2 separate regions of the Homo sapiens genome follow, and region 1 is linked to region 2. A link is a loop called in an ENCODE intact Hi-C map of the cell type or tissue named here. Cell type or tissue: mammary epithelial cell. All regions are shown on one strand. Links, peaks and the distances in the headings refer to the core of each region. The heading gives the core; the rest is flanking DNA.

Evidence for each region. Hi-C counts contacts between places; a loop is a spot of excess contacts. Peaks named below come from ENCODE experiments on the same cell type or tissue, not always from the same donor. Only the 100,000 strongest peaks of a DNase experiment are listed, where the experiment ranks them.
Region 1: it touches region 2 in a loop (19-fold over the local background); 2 of 110 quality-filtered maps call a loop at or near these places.

The regions. Positions count from the first base shown.
Region 1 is chr11:10,180,668-10,183,586 of GRCh38, reverse strand. All of the region lies in intron 2 of SBF2 (SET binding factor 2), which reads left to right. Among named protein-coding and RNA genes, the nearest start is that of SBF2, 110 kb to the left of the region's middle. In mammary epithelial cell, for the core only: a CTCF peak has its summit at 1,592 (motif pointing left); no DNase peak of the experiment used is centred there.
Region 2 is chr11:10,321,963-10,324,881 of GRCh38, reverse strand. All of the region lies in intron 1 of CAND1.11 (a long non-coding RNA gene), which reads right to left. Among named protein-coding and RNA genes, the nearest start is that of CAND1.11, 15 kb to the right of the region's middle. In mammary epithelial cell, for the core only: a CTCF peak has its summit at 1,663 (motif pointing right); a DNase peak (open chromatin) is centred at 1,751; H3K27ac peaks cover 677 bases.

The DNA of each region.
Region 1 (2,919 bases), core at 187-2,686, 140 kb after region 2:
AAAAGTAACTTGAAATGGATCATAGTCTAAATGTAAAAGCTAACACTATAAAGTTTTTAAAAGAAAACTTAGGATTTTGAGACCTTTAGTTAAGCCAAGATTTTTTAGAGAGAATGTCAAAACCGTGACTGATTAAAGTTTCTCTGGATTTCCTGAAAAACCTTGAAAAATAGTATATAACCATGCAGAAAAGGTGGATAATACAATAGCAATAAGCCCCATTTTTTTTAGAAGTTTCCCTTGGATCTACAGAATCTTTGGATGCTACTTGGGCCTTCTAGTTTTTACTATTTACCATTGGAAAGGAGGAGGACGCTGGAAGAAATGAGAGGATGTGGGACGCTTTAAGCAGCGCTTTCACCTAGAAAGGGAGAGCAAAGTTTACTCAGGTGTTATTTTTGCCAGATGCCAGGTTTTCTTCTTCAAGCCAGAATTTTGGGTATATTAGAAAATGTGGGGTGATGATCACCCTGGGCAACATGGTGAAACCCTGTCTCCACAAAGCATAGAAAAACTGGCCAGGCACAGTGGCTCACGCCTGTAATCCCAGCACTTTGGGAGGCCGAGGCGGGCGGATCACAAAGTCAAGAGATCAAGACCATCCTGGCCAACATGGTGAAACCCTGTCTCTACTAAAAATACAAAAATTAGCTGGGCGTGGTGGCGCGTGCTATAGTCCCAGCTACTCGGGAGGCTGAGGCGGGAGAATCACTTGAACCCAGGACACGGAGGTTGCAGTGAGACGAGACATCGCCACTGCACTCCAGCCTGGCGACAGAGCAAGACTCCGTCTCAAAAAAAAAAATTAAAAAACAACAAACAAACAATAACAACAACAACAACAACAACAAAAAGACATAGAAAAATTAGCTGGACATGGTGGTGCTTGCCTGTAGTTCCACATACTTGGGAGGCTGAGGTGGGAGGGTCGCTTGAGCCCAGGAGGCAGAGATTGCAGTGAGCCGAGATTGCACCACTGCATTCCAGCCTGGGTGACAGAGTAAGACCCTGTCTTAAAATAAACAGACAAAAAAAAAGTCAGGTGATTTTGACAATAAGACTTCTTTCTTGAAGTTTTGATTGCTGTAAATGGTAGCCAACTTGAGATATTAAAATCATTATGTGAAAGACTTTGTGATATGCAAGAAAGAATACTGAACTCTAGGATTTTATGTATCTGTATGTTTATATTTATGTATATATAGAGAGGTGTATATTTAAATACATAATTTGCTTATAAAGGACAACAGCAATTTGAGAGAACACCATCTCTCTAGGTCATTCCTGTAGGTCATCTCTCTAGGTCTACTTTCAAAGGTACGTAAGGAATGAATTTTTATATTACCTACCCCCCCATTTTGATCTCATAAAGCTTTTTGTCGAATTATACATCTATACATCCATACATCCTAATTACTGTACGAAATATGTTTACATCTTTTTGCTTGACTTTGAATAATTCTTTGAGAGTTTCCAGTTACGGATATTACCATGTATGGTCATCTCCTTGTAACTTAGCTTAATTTAAAGTACCTTTAAGCTAGCCAGAATAACTTGCAAATCTGTTGATTTAATAAGATGAAGTATTTGGTGGCCTCTAGTGGTACTTATGTGTCTATAAAAAGTCACCAATGTACAAAATTTTAGGGTGAGAGTTACTAAGGTGACAAAGTAAACACATATGTGTATTTATTGAAGAAAAGTTTTTTAGTCTTTGAGAACTAAAAGCTCATTAATCAAATATAAATTTATCAATGATATGGCTGTATCTACTTTTATAGCAAATTATTATCACCACTAAACTTTCCTCACTTTCAAGAAATGCCTTGGAATTATACTCATATCTCTTAATTGGGAGAATTTTTATGTAACTTGTATTTAACATTCAGAAATAGTTTACTATTGCATTGAATTGAGATGTGTCCAGGAAGGAGGATGGTGGGAATATTTCTGACCTCTTTTGAAATGTAATGAAAGCTAAAAAGGGAGTCACAATTTCATAGATTAATTATAAAGATAAAAGTCCTTAGTAAAATGTACTTTTTTAAACAGTTAATTCTGGCTAACTCTTAAAGATACTTTAAGTCTGGCCAAAAATTATCTAGAATCTGAACTGCATGTAGAAATTTAGAAAAATCACTTCAAAAATTGGGAAAATTTGTATAAAGTTAAGATTTAGAAAACCAAAGAGAAAAGTGACAGTTTTAGGTAAGTTATATTTATTTCTTAAATGCTAAAATTCATTCATTAAAAAAATTAGAAATTGAAATCTCAGATTTCATAGCTTGCTCAGTGTTATGTAGCTACTTAGTAATTGCTGAGATGATAATAAAACCCTGGTCTTTTGATTCTCTGCTAAAGCTTTTCTAAAACTATTCTGCTAGTAGTATTATATGAGAAAGCTGATTTTTAAAAAAGTTTTCTTTATTTCTGATACTTAAAAAATTAATAGACTAAGCCCTAGATTCCAATTAGGATGGTTTAAGTGGCGTTAGAAAGACACTTAGAGAAAAAGCATTTTAACATTAAAATCAGAAGAGTGTAATGACATGAGTACTCGGTGCTTAGAGAGTTGGCAGCTTTTATTTTTTCCAAAGATAGACCATATTTACCAGAAAAACCTCTAATATCTGTGAAATTAGGAATAGCTTTGATTATGACAGCCACAGTGTTCTAATGAAAAAGTTAGATTTTACTATTGGATTCAAAACCAAGTGAAAGATTTCAATAAAGCTAAGGAATGCATCAGAGTCTCTTAACAGCAGCAGAATTGATCAAGTGGAAGAAAGAATTTGTGAGCTTGAAGACAGGCAGAACACCAAAGAAAAAAGAATGAAGCATACCTACAAGATCTAGAAAATAGCCCCAATGGGGCAAATCTAAGAGTTATTGGCCTTAAAGAGGAGGTAGAGAGAGATA
Region 2 (2,919 bases), core at 241-2,740:
CTGAGTTTTCCTTCCTGCTTCGGGTTTCCCACTTCATTTCCCATTGCCGTGGCATCATGTCAGCCCCTACCTGTGAGGAGATACTGACATTTCTTTAGTGTTATACAAACTCCTTCCCTGAACTCTTCTTCACATAGCTGAGATAGGCTGGAACTTTTCCAAAGCCTTTACAAAATACTGAGGGAGAACAACGGGGACATAAACAAGAAAATACATGAAGCATAAACATGGTCAAGCTTGTGCAATATGTTAACAATCATAATATTTAGGGAATGAGACACAGAAGGGAGAAATGTTGTACATAATAACCTTGTTTGATAATTTTTAGGAACTGTATATACTTTATAAGTAATACACATTTATTTTGACATATACAGTATTAATTTTGGTCCTACCATAGCATTCTAGCTCCCATGGTTCACTCCACTTACAGACTTTCCACCTGATTAACTCTGAGACTCTTCCTTCTGTTCCTTTCTATCCCCGTCCCTCCCCAACAGGTCTCACGAACCTTCTGGGAAGAACAACGGGTGATAAGTTTGACCATTCAGTCAATAAATGTGCCAGCTATAATGCCAGACACAGTGATAAGCCATCAGTTACCTTCAATGCTTATCGATACCACTCAAATGCCTTTTCTCTTTGATAGGAGAAAAGACCAAGGGTCATTTCCTTAACACTTCTTTCTGTGTCCATCTAAAAAGTCACTTAGAATTATATGAAAACACACTTAATAGACTCAGTAATCTCTGCCAAGAAAAAGATCTTGGTTGAAAGAATTCTCAGCTACAACAATGACTGCAATCAAAAAGAACTCATTTACATACAAATGGATCTTCCCAAAGAAGGCAAAAAGGAAAATCCCACTTTCTGATTTGGAGCAGCAACAAGCCACTAATATAGTCAAGGCAAGGCAGCCTCTGTCCTCTGGATGCCTCCAATAAGATGACTAAGGGCTTTATCAAGCCCATCTAAGCTTATGACTATATTAATGCTCCAGTGCTCTTTATTTGAGCTCCGAGGAGCCACTGTTTTCCTCATCCCTCTCATCATCTAACCTGAGCTCAAGTATTCTCACCTGGGTGTGATTCAAATGGAGCTAGCCTTTACTTTCCTGGACACTCGTCTTCCTTAATCTGCCTCAGTTTCCTCAAGGAAGACAAAGATAAAACATCTGGAGACACCACAAATGAACCTCATCACAAATGAACCTCAAGCTGAGAAGAGCACTTCTGAGAGGCACTTCCAATACCACCCACTGACACCCAGCAGAGAATAGTCTGTGCTTGGGGAATTTACCTACTGCTACAGTTTTCAGACATCATTGGCCCATAAAGAAAAGACACTTAAACCTATAAGCCTCCTGGGTTTTGCTCTGGAGCCTCACTGGTCAGAGCCTTGCGTGAACTCCCTTGGAAAGTTGTCTGGGATCAAGGAGTCTGCCCTTGAGTCTCAGCAAGGGATGAGGGAGGCAGGACTTAATGGACTGAAAGAGAGAAGCCACCCATGTGGTCCAACAGTTCATCCTAGGAAATGACAGTCCAGTTGGTACACAACTACATAAACTTATATTCCAAAATCCCCCAAATTCACCACCAAGGCACTTGGCTAAGATAACCAATATACAATCAACCTAGAACCGTTTCAAGAATTTATTCCTAAAGAAACAGCAGGTGGCAGCAGAGTTTTACATTTTTTTTTTTTTTTTTTGCCCTTTGGACTGGAATGAAAACAAAGTGTCACGGAATAATCTCCTCATCTCTGAGTCAGCCAATTGGCCCAGAAACGGGCATATTGCCGTCTTGTAACGTGAAGAGTATAGCATCTTCTCAGAGTGGGCTCTGTGCACTTTGACAAGAGAATACAACATCACCCGCCACCCCCAGGCCAGAGACCTGCCTGGTTCTGTAGGCCAAGTAGGAAAATGACTGCCCCAGAATGACCAGATCACAGAGGCTGTGGCCCTGAGTTTCATATTCATTTTCCCAGTATCAAGGTGTTGCTCATTTACAATGTGGAGGCCCTCAAAGAAAACTGAGTATGATTAAGTGGAAGAATGCCTAGGAATTGAGTATACACCTCACAGCATTTTCACCATCTATTATGATATAATCCATGGCAGAAATGTAGGGGCAAAAAAAAGTGGAAAAGGGGAGTTAATAAAATCTGGTTTCTGGTGTACTTAGAGATTTAGAGATCTCTGAAAGCTGCATCACCACCCCACAGCTGCTGCAGCTTGGGCTCAGGAGCAGGCAGTGCCAAGACCACTGTCTGCTTTGGCCTCAAATACCTTCCTTGACTTAGTATTGTGCTTGGCTCCCAACTTCCAAGTTGTAGCTGGAAAGTTTCCATTGTCACAGTGTAGCACCAGAGTTGGAACCCAAGTTTTTGCTGAATTGTTTTGCAGAGCAAATCCAGTTTTGCCTTTAAGAAGTGACTGGTCAGCCGGGAGCAGTGGCTCACGCCTGTAATCCCAGCACTTTGGGAGGCCGAGGCAGGCAGATCACGAGGTAAGGAGATCAAGACCATCCTGGCTAACATGGTGAAACCCTGTCTCTACTAAAAATACAAAAAATTAGCTGGGCGTGGTGGCAGGCGCCTGTAGTCCCAGCTACTCAGGAGGCTGAGGCAGGAGAATGGCGTGAACCCGGGAGGCGGAGCTTGCAGTGAGCCGAGATTGCGCCACTGCACTCCAGCCTGGGTGACAGAGCGAGATTCCGTCTCAAAAAAAAAAAAGAAGTGACTGGTCAGTTTGTTCCATCCCAAAATGGTGATTCAGAACTCTCTCAGACACACCTTAGACTGAGATACTTTTTTTTTTTTCCCCTTAGATTAGAGAAGGAGGATTTCCTTATGTTGCCCAGGCTGGTCTTGAACCCTTGACCTCAAGCAAGGCTCCTGCCTCAGCCTACCAAAATG